Linked DNA regions of Homo sapiens: region 2 is linked to region 1. Evidence: chromatin loops called from intact Hi-C (ENCODE). Cell type or tissue: B cell. All regions are shown on one strand. Links, peaks and the distances in the headings refer to the core of each region. The heading gives the core; the rest is flanking DNA.

The links. A loop is a pair of places that touch in the nucleus more often than their neighbours do. Peaks named below come from ENCODE experiments on the same cell type or tissue, not always from the same donor. Only the 100,000 strongest peaks of a DNase experiment are listed, where the experiment ranks them.
Region 2: a loop joins it to region 1, with 16 times the contacts of the local background. A loop is called at or near these places in 9 of 110 quality-filtered maps.

What each region holds. Positions count from the first base shown.
Region 1 is chr7:129,088,618-129,093,987 of GRCh38, forward strand. It overlaps the pseudogene LOC112267982. Among named protein-coding and RNA genes, the nearest start is that of TNPO3, 36 kb to the left of the region's middle. RefSeq lists an enhancer at 1,241-1,390. In B cell, for the core only: CTCF peaks have their summits at 3,073 (motif pointing left) and 3,276; DNase peaks (open chromatin) are centred at 1,374 and 3,064; H3K27ac peaks cover 522 bases.
Region 2 is chr7:129,207,825-129,213,194 of GRCh38, forward strand. It overlaps SMO (smoothened, frizzled class receptor), which reads left to right. Exons shown (of 12, transcript NM_005631.5): 7 at 935-1,027; 8 at 1,465-1,573; 9 at 2,539-2,724; 10 at 3,141-3,289; 11 at 3,812-3,946; 12 at 4,200-5,370. The coding sequence ends at 4,627. Among named protein-coding and RNA genes, the nearest start is that of AHCYL2, 15 kb to the right of the region's middle. In B cell, for the core only: CTCF peaks have their summits at 2,853 (motif pointing left) and 3,055; a DNase peak (open chromatin) is centred at 2,847.

The DNA.
Region 1 (5,370 bases), core at 308-5,307:
TTTTAATTTATATTTCCTTAATGTGAATAATGTTGAACATCTTTTCATGTGCTTATTTGCCATCCATTTTTTTGGTGAAATAACTGTTTAGATCTGTTGCCTACTTTTTGAAAAAAAGTTGAATTCTTTGCTCTTATTTGATTTCCAAAGTTCTTTATATATTCTGGATACACATCCTTTATCAGATATGGGCTTTGCAAATATTTTCTCCCAGTCAGTGGCTGGTCTTTTCATTCTTCTCATGGCATCTTTTCAGGAAAAGAAGTTTTTAATTTTGATGAAGTCCAATTTATCAAATTTATTTCCTATTGACTGTGCTTTTAGTGTAATATCTAAGACATATTATCTAATTAAAGGTCACAAAGATTTTACTTCTATGTTTTCTAGAAGTTTTATAGTTTTAGATTTTACACTTAGGTGCATAATCGATTTTGACTTAATTTTTATACGTGGTATAAGGTATGAATTGAAGTTCTTTTTTTCTTTTTTTGCATATAGCTATCCAACTGTTCTAGCCCAACTCACTGAAACTATTCATTAGAAATTATCCTTTCTCATTGCCTTTGGGTCTTTTTAAAAATCAATTGTATATGTGTGTGTATGTGTGTCTGAACTTTCTATTCTGTTCCATTTGATCTGTTCTATTTGAGCTGTCTATCATGATGTTAATAGCACCTCATCTTGATGACTATTATTTTTTATGAAGCCTTGAAATCAGGTGGTGTTAGCCCTCCAACTTTGTTATTCTCTTTCAAAGATGTTTTGGCTAATCTAGATCCTTTGCATTTTCATGGGAATTTTTAGACAGTTTGTCAGTTTCTATAATTTTTTTTTCCCTGTAAAGCTGAGACAGAAACCCAGGGCTCTGAGGTCAGTCTGCCTAGGTTCAAGTTTTATCTTTACCTCTTCATAACTGTCTGACTTTGGCCAAGTTACCTAACTTCTCTGCAATTCCATTTCTCATTCACAAAGCTGAAATAATAATATTATCAATCTCATGGGGTTGTGAAAGGGCTTAGATGAAGTAATGCAGATAAGGCTGAGAGAATGAAAATACAAACAGACAATGGCCAGATCATATATGACAATAGAACTCTGGGCCACAACCTCTGCAGCAACCCATCCAGGAAGCCAAACCACAGCCTCTGCAGCAATCATCCCAGAACAGTCAGAACTTGACCAAGTCAGTAAGTGCAGCTGCCCTAACTTCTGCCCCCACTTCCAACTCAGGACCAAGCACAGAAAGCCAAATATGGTCCCCAATCCAATCACACTGGATGCTCAATTTCTAGTCAGCCTACCTCTAGCTTTCCCATGCCAACAAGCTCCAATCAAGGCATAGCTGAAGACTTCCCTTTTTTTCACTATAAAGCTTTGCACAGCCCTGCCTGCCTGAGTCTCTGACAAATGCGAGTGATGGTGGCTGAGACCCTGGCTAAAGCAAGCGCTGAATAAACAGCTTCTGTTTCTTCTCACTTGGGTGGTTTTTGTTTATTTCCACAGTGCTTAACACTGTGCTCGCAGAGTTAGTGATTGCCCAATACATTTTATATAGAGCAGTAGAATTGCTTTGTCGTATGAAACTTTAAAAAGAATTCCAATAGATAAATAAAAGTGGCATTTCAACCGTTTATTTTATCTAAGTCAGCCAGTAATAAAGGTAGGACTTTTGCAGTGATCTCAATAACATTAAATGAACATGATGGCTGATCCTTGCAACCACAAGGTTTTTTAAAATCCTGATTCACATAATAAGAAGTTGCAAATGCCAAATTTCTGTTTTCTTTTAAACAGGTCACTTTGCAATTAAATATTTGCAGAACCTCTGAAGCACCTCTTCAAAACTCTAGGGCTCTCAGAAACGTGGAGTAAAAACTTACCCTGATGTGAGGTCAGGGTACAGGGTCTTGATTTCAGTCCTAGTGATGCTGCCACTCTGCCGGATAACCTTGGGCATGACACTTGACCTCTGAGATTTGTTCCTCCCTTGTAAATGGAAAGAGCTGAACTAAAGAACTTCTCAAAATTTAGTGCGCATGGATAACCACATGTATATACTGGAGGAGGGTGCGTGCCCATTTAAAATGTAGGTTTCTGACCCACCCAGTGGCGTCTGAGTCAGGGTCCTGGAATCTGCATTTTAACAAGCACAGCTGATTCTGGTGCTAGTGACAATTGGGCACAATTTGAGCAGCACAGGAGCAAATGGTCTTTTAGGTCCCTTCTGGCTCTGATGTGTGTGATTCAGGTGAGGTTGTTGAAGAGAAGTGGGCTGCAGCATTGGGAAAGGAAAAGTGAAGGAGAAAACCATTCAACAGTGGGGAAAATTTTGTTTTTTTAAAAAGCCTATTGTGTCAATATTCTACTTTATTTCTTTTTTCTTTTCTTTTCTTTTCTTTTCTTTTTTTTGAGAAGGAGTCTCGCTCTGTCGCCCAGGCTGGAGTGCAGTGGTGGGATCTTTGCTCACTGCAACCTCCACCTCCCAGGTTCAAGCGATTCTCCTGCCTCAGCCTCCCGAGTAACTGGGATTACGGGCACCCACCACCACGCCTGGCCAATTTTTGTATTTTTAGTAGAGACAGGGTTTCCCCATGTTGGCCAGGCTGGTCTTGAACTCCTGACCTCAAGTAATCGGCCTGCCTCGACCTCCCAAAGTGCTGAGATTACGGATGTGAGCCACCGTGCCCGGCCAGCATTCCACTTTTGAAAGCCCCCGTGACCCTGGTCCAGAAGGACTTTGATTCCTGGCCCTGGTCTTCAAGCTCTTTGCAGAGGCAATGCACATTTTATTCTCCATGAGACCACAGGAAGAAAAAAAAACACCCTCAAATTTCCCAACCCCATGCCCTAAATTTCAATGCGCCAGAGATGAAATGCAACTTGCGAAATGCCTCCCTGCTCTTCTGCTCCACAGTTTCTCCATAGCTTGGCTTGGGGCAGGAGGGGACAGAGGAGGGTTTGGCCAGTCGGGGGTCTAGCCCTCAAAGCCAGATTAAACCCAGGCCACAGCGACTCCTCTCAATTCTGCAATTGGGTCCCAGCTCAGTGTGGCCATATCGCCCTCTTGCGGTAGAAAGCGGGACTCCGCCTGGCTAGGGGAACAGACGCCAGGGGCTGACTGTAACAAAGACCGGAAGCTCTTCTTGGATCCAAGGCAGGTGCAAGGAGGGAAAAAAGGTATCACCAGAGGGACGCTCTTCATTATGACTTTTTCTCTTTTTCCTCACCCTTTCTGCTTCCCAAACCCAGTTCTCCCACTTATCGTTGCCCACTATTAAAAACTGCTTTGTAATGAGAAAACCTGCAGTTTACAAGGTGTTTTCACAAACTTCATCTTATGTAAGCCACTCTCACTGCCTTTTCTCACTTCTCTTCCTCTTCCAGAATGAGAAGAAAAAAATGGAAAAAACAACAAACAAACAACAACAACAAAAAAAAACTGAAAAAAAATTACAAATGCCTTTCTAGTATTTTGCAAAAGGGTAGGCCTGCCCACACCCTTGGTTTAGGTTCCAGGACCAGTTATCTTGGAGCTGAGATCATAACCTTCACCCCTGTAAGGACCCCTTAGCTTTGTGGTCACAAATAGAGTCTTAAACTTGCCAGGGCTTGGTCACAAGAAGAGAGAGCAAAACATATGACCAAAGCGGCACAAGGCCGCTAAACAATTATTTTTGTTTCATCAACTGTTTTTTTTTTTTTAAGAGACAGGGGTCTCAGTGTGTTGCCCAGGCTGGACTTGAACTCCTGGGCTCAAGCAGTCCTCCCACCTCGGCCTCCCAAGTAGCTAGGATTACAGGTACACACTAGTGTACCTAGTGTACAGTAGTGTAACTAGTCTGGCTAGTTAATTAACTTTTAATTTAATTTAATTTTGAGATGGAGTCTCCCTCTGTCGCCCAGGCTGGAGTGCAGTGGCTCGATCTTGGCTCACTACAACCTCCACCTTCCGGGTTCAAGCGATTCTCCTGCCTCAGCCTCTCGAGTAGCTGAGACTACAGGGGAGTGCCACCACGCCCGGCTAATTTTTTGTGTTTTTAGTAGAGACGGGGTTTCACCATGTTAGCCAGGATAGTCTCGATCTCCTGACCTTGTGATCCACCAGCCTCAGCCTCCCAAAGTGCTGGGATTACAGGCATGAGCCACCGCGCCAGGCCTATTTTTTTGAGATGGAGTCTCACTCTGTCACCCAGGTGGGAGTGCAGTGGTGCTGATCTTGGCTCACTGCAAACGCTGCCTCCAGGGTTCAAGCGATTCTCTTGCCTCAGCCTCCCGAATAGCTGGGATTACAGGCATGTACCACCACACCCAGCTAGTTAATTAACTTAAAAAAATAATAATCAAATTATGGGCTGGCCGTGGTGGTTCAGGCCTGTAATCCCAGCACTTTGGGAGGCTGAGGCGAGTGGATCACTTGAGATCAGGAGTCCCAGACCAGCCCGGCCAACATGGTGAAACCCCATCTCTACCAAAAACACAAAAATTAGCCGGGCATGGTGGCGTGCACCTGTAGTCCCAGCTACTCAAGAGGCTGAGGCAGGAAAATCGCTTAAATCCGGGAGGCAGAGGTTGCACCAGGTAGAGATTGCACCACTGCACTCCAGACTGGGTGACAGAGCAAGACTCCATCTAAAAAAAAAAATTAATCAAATTATAACAAAAATTGAAAAATGCACAAATCATAAATGTACCATTCAAATAATTTTCACAGAGTACACCTGTGTAACTAAGCCTCCAGATCAAAAAAGAGAACATTACCAGCATTCCCTAATGCCCCCCTTCATGTTCCTCCCAGTCACAAATCACCCCCACTGTAACTCCTATTATGATTTTTAACATCATAGATTAATTTTATCTGCTTTTGAATTTCATATAGAAGGAATCACACAATATGTACTCACATATATGCCTTTTGCTGAGCACTGTGAATTAATCTATGTTGTTGCACACCATTCTTTCCTATTGTGCTAGTATGCCATTGTAGAAATATACCACAATGTATCCATTTTATTCATGGTAGACATTTTGGATATTTATAGTTTAGGGCTATTATAAGAGTGCTTCTTTGAACATTCTTGTATTCAAGAAAAAACAGCATTTTCTAGAGTGATCAAAGGGATTAATGGGACATTTATATACCTAGAAACATGATTTATATATATGGATATAAGAAAACAACAGGCATTATGAATCCTATTTATTTATTGAACTTCCATGTTTATTGCAGCACTATTGATGATAGCCAAGATTAAAAATCAACCTAAAAATGTCCATAATCAAATGAATGGGTAAAGAAAATGTGGTGTATATACACAATGGAGTATTATTCAGCCATAAGAAAAGAAAATCTTGTCATTTTCAATCATGTGG
Region 2 (5,370 bases), core at 104-5,103, 120 kb after region 1:
TGAGGCTGCAGTGAGCCATGATCTTGCCACTGCACTCCAGCCTGAGTGACAGAGTGAGACCCTGTCTCCAAAGAAAACAAGACAACAACAAAAAGAAACAAGTCCAAATTGAGATGTGTTGTAAAATGTGAAATACACACTGTATTAAAAAAAAAACTTAGTGGGAAAAAAATGTAAAATATCTCATTAATAATTTGTTACATGGATTACATGTTGAAATGATTTTATTTTGAATATATTAGGTTTGTAAAATATATTGATATTAGTTTTGCTTGTTTCTTTTAACTTTTTTTAAGTGGCCACTAGAAATTTGCCATATGTATGTGGCTCACATATTTCTATGGGAAGGCCGGCATGGTGGCTCACACCTGTAATCCCAGCACTTTGGGAGGCCGAGGTGGGCAGATCACCTGAGTTCAGGAGTTCAAGACCATCCTGGCCAACATGGTGAAACCCCATCTTTACAAAAATACAAAAATTAGCCGGCGTGATGGTAGGTGCCTGTGATCCCAGCTGCTTGGGAGGCTGAGGCAGGAGAATTGCTTGAACCTGGGAGGCGGAGTTTACAATGAGCCGAGATCACGCCATTGCACTCCAGCCTGGGCGACAGGGTTCCATCTCAAAAAAAAAATTATATGGATAGCGCTGTTCTTGAGTCTGTTTTATGTCTTTCCCATCAGAACAGCTTTGATCTGCCCCCTTCTTCAGGGGCAGCTGGGCCACGACCGAGGCTCCCTCTTCTCAAGTGTCTGTCTAGGCTCTGCCCTGGTCTTCTCACCATTTCTCCAGTGTCTCTAGCTCCCCAGGTTTTCATTTAGCACAGGGGTAATCAGACTTGGGACTCCAGAGCCTTAGGACCCTCCTCCCACTCACCCATCCTTCCCAGCAGGGCAGCCTCACCCCTGCTAATGTCTGAGGTCCCCCTTCTGTTCAGGAGTCATGACTCTGTTCTCCATCAAGAGCAACCACCCCGGGCTGCTGAGTGAGAAGGCTGCCAGCAAGATCAACGAGACCATGCTGCGCCTGGGTGAGTGGCCCCGGGGGACTTCGGTCTGAGGTCCTGGCCAGCCCAACACTGCACCCTCCTGGGGCTATGCGACCGGCAGGATGCAGTAAGTCAGTGGGACAAGTTAGCCATAGGGACAAGGACAAGGGGTGTGTGTAGGTGGTAGTGGTAGTGGCAGCTCAAAAGAAGGGGGTCTACTCGGGGGGAAGAATTCAGTCAAGTTCATGCCGGGACTGGTTCCTCCTGCCCACTACGTCCCACGTGGTCCCTCCCACAGTTGCTTCAAGTGCCCTTCTTATTTTATTTTAGAGAAAGCAGTTCTTGGACTGAGCCCAGCATGAGTTCACCCCAGCCCCAGCTGGGTGAACTTTGAGGCCCAGTGGGGCAGACTCTCTCCTCCCCACTGCTGCTGCGGGACTGGGCTTGGTAACGTCCTGTCCTGCCCCTGTCCTCCACAGGCATTTTTGGCTTCCTGGCCTTTGGCTTTGTGCTCATTACCTTCAGCTGCCACTTCTACGACTTCTTCAACCAGGCTGAGTGGGAGCGCAGCTTCCGGGACTATGTGCTGTGAGTGAGGGGCATGGAGGCGGCAGTGCTGGGAGCTGGAGCCAAGGCCATAAAGACACCCACCTCCACCCACCGGGCAGCAGGGATTTGCCAGGTCCCTGCTGCAGACAGCAGATTCAATGGATGGTGTCTGGGTGCATAAGGCATCAGTCTCCGTAGTTTCTCAAACGTGGCAAACAACCTTCGCATCCCTTCTCACCTCTGCCCTTCCCTCTCCACCCCCTTGGTTGCCCAGCTGGTGCATGTGTGACTGTTAAGCAGCCAGTTCAGCTTCGTCTTCTCTGACTGACACTAAGTTGCCCTCTAATTCTGTGTGCTCTCCTGCAGAGCCTGCTTTAGATCCTGGCACAGGACTAGTTACCTCTCTGTGATAGGTTAATGACCTGCTAATGTTGGCTAGTTTTTGCCTGTGCTTTTTTGTGTCATAATGAGGATGGATTGGAGAGAGTAAGACATTGCTACTGCTGAGAGAAGCGCAGTACCCACTGTTACAAGGACAGTCGCTAAAATGGATGCTAGTCCAAGCCCTGACTGCTTCAGGCTCTTCCGTAAAGGTTCCGGCTTCCAGTCTGGGATGCTTTAAACCACAGTGATGCCTGAGTCTCTGCCCCAGAGATTCAATTTAATTGTCTAGGGTGGGTCCCAGGCATCAGTAGCTATTAAAAGCTCCCCAGTTGATTCTAATGAGCACCCAGGGTTGAGATCAGTGCTGTGGAGCTTAGCCCTTTCTAAAGTTTTTGGATTGATTGTCTGAGTCTACCCAGTAGACTCAGAAAACCCCACCTGTAGTCCCAGCTACTTGGGAGGCTGAAGCAGGAGATTGCCTGAGCCCAGGAGTTGGAAGCTGCAGTGGGTTGTGATCACGCCACCGCACTCTAGCCTGGGTGACAGAGCAAGATCCTATCTCAAAAAAAGAGAGAGGAAAAGAAAGGAAAGCCTCACCTGTCTACGTTCCCTCACTGTAGATGTCAGGCCAATGTGACCATCGGGCTGCCCACCAAGCAGCCCATCCCTGACTGTGAGATCAAGAATCGCCCGAGCCTTCTGGTGGAGAAGATCAACCTGTTTGCCATGTTTGGAACTGGCATCGCCATGAGCACCTGGGTCTGGACCAAGGCCACGCTGCTCATCTGGAGGCGTACCTGGTGCAGGTGGGCATGGCAGCCAGCCCCTCCTGCCCTGCCCGCCTCACCCTCAGCCTTGGGACCCCATCTTTAGGTTTTGTCGGGTCCTGCCTCTAGCACAGCCTTGGTCAGTGGTTCACCGCTGCCCCCTGGTGGCACCTTCTGTCCTTGGGTGGCCTGATGCCTGGGCCTGGGCCTGGGCCAAGGGCAGAGCCAGCTGCCATCACCTTTTAAGAGCGGAGTGATTGGAGGGCTGGGCACACAGGAGCTCTGCATTCTGGCCCCACTTCTTTGCAGAGAAGGCCTCTACTCCTGAGTCCTTGAAGGACTTGAGGCCCTTGGGAGCCTCCTTCTCTGGAAAGAATGGCATCGCTGGCCCTTCCCAAGATTTGATGGGAAGTGGCAGCTTCTTCACGCTCCTTCCCTATCCCTTCTGCTCTCAGGTTGACTGGGCAGAGTGACGATGAGCCAAAGCGGATCAAGAAGAGCAAGATGATTGCCAAGGCCTTCTCTAAGCGGCACGAGCTCCTGCAGAACCCAGGCCAGGAGCTGTCCTTCAGCATGCACACTGTGTCCCACGACGGGCCCGTGGGTGAGCCTCACCCCTCCTCTACCGGAGCCGCCTGGCCCCGCGCTGCCCATGTGCTAGTCTCTCCCAGCCTGCTGGGGGCACACAGATTATTTGGAAGACCGACTGTGAGGAGCAAGGCGCTCCCTCCATCGCTCACACACCCATTCTTCCCCCGGCCCCTCCTACCCTCTGGGGGGCTCTCCCCTCTCTGTTTCTGCCCCTGGGTCTGCTTGCCGGTGCTTGGGTTCCAAGAAGACTCCCCTCCCTCTCCCTTCTCATAAATTCTCCAGTTGCTCTCCCTGGGCAAGAGTAAGTCAGGGTTCCAAGAACTGGATTTCTGGCCTCCAGTTAGGCCCTTTGGGGACGTGAGGCCCTTCTCTTCAGATTCTGAAGGGGTAGAGATCACCGTGGTTACAGGGTGAGCTTTCTCTGGTGAGCAGGAGGGACTGGCTGTGGGAAGATGAATGGCACTGACTATGGGAGGCACTGCCAGGGACCGGGAAGTCACTATTCCTTCTCCTTTCCTTCCTTCCATTCCCACAGCGGGCTTGGCCTTTGACCTCAATGAGCCCTCAGCTGATGTCTCCTCTGCCTGGGCCCAGCATGTCACCAAGATGGTGGCTCGGAGAGGAGCCATACTGCCCCAGGATATTTCTGTCACCCCTGTGGCAACTCCAGGTATGAGAGTTCAAGCTTCTGGAGGAAGGTGGGGGGAGCACAGAGGCTGGGGGCTTCTGGGACTGGAGTACAGGGGCTGTCGGAGGAGGAGGAAGAGGAAGGAAAGGCCCCAGAGGATCTGAAGAGTGGGGCTGAGGCTCTAAGAGTCTAGAGACCTGGGCCCCAGAACTAACAGGTTAAGTGCTCCCAGGGGAGCGGGGGTGGCATGGACAGAGCCAGGGCCCCAGGCTCGTGTTGTCTCTCCTCCTGTCAGTGCCCCCAGAGGAACAAGCCAACCTGTGGCTGGTTGAGGCAGAGATCTCCCCAGAGCTGCAGAAGCGCCTGGGCCGGAAGAAGAAGAGGAGGAAGAGGAAGAAGGAGGTGTGCCCGCTGGCGCCGCCCCCTGAGCTTCACCCCCCTGCCCCTGCCCCCAGTACCATTCCTCGACTGCCTCAGCTGCCCCGGCAGAAATGCCTGGTGGCTGCAGGTGCCTGGGGAGCTGGGGACTCTTGCCGACAGGGAGCGTGGACCCTGGTCTCCAACCCATTCTGCCCAGAGCCCAGTCCCCCTCAGGATCCATTTCTGCCCAGTGCACCGGCCCCCGTGGCATGGGCTCATGGCCGCCGACAGGGCCTGGGGCCTATTCACTCCCGCACCAACCTGATGGACACAGAACTCATGGATGCAGACTCGGACTTCTGAGCCTGCAGAGCAGGACCTGGGACAGGAAAGAGAGGAACCAATACCTTCAAGGCTCTTCTTCCTCACCGAGCATGCTTCCCTAGGATCCCGTCTTCCAGAGAACCTGTGGGCTGACTGCCCTCCGAAGAGAGTTCTGGATGTCTGGCTCAAAGCAGCAGGACTGTGGGAAAGAGCCTAACATCTCCATGGGGAGGCCTCACCCCAGGGACAGGGCCCTGGAGCTCAGGGTCCTTGTTTCTGCCCTGCCAGCTGCAGCCTGGTTGGCAGCATCTGCTCCATCGGGGCAGGGGGTATGCAGAGCTTGTGGTGGGGCAGGAACGGTGGAGGCAGAGGTGACAGTTCCCAGAGTGGGCTTTGGTGGCCAGGGAGGCAGCCTAGCCTATGTCTGGCAGATGAGGGCTGGCTGCCGTTTTCTGGGCTGATGGGTGCCCTTTCCTGGCAGTCTCAGTCCAAAAGTGTTGACTGTGTCATTAGTCCTTTGTCTAAGTAGGGCCAGGGCACCGTATTCCTCTCCCAGGTGTTTGTGGGGCTGGAAGGACCTGCTCCCACAGGGGCCATGTCCTCTCTTAATAGGTGGCACTACCCCAAACCCATCTTTTGTTCTCCTATATCCTCCTTCTTCTGTTCCATTTCAGTTCAGTTTCAGCGGTGCCAACCTCTTTGCGTTTCCTTTTTGTTGATGAGGACCCAGAGCTGCTGCACACACTCACCTCTAACCCCCTCCCCTCGCTGCTGGGCCCCAT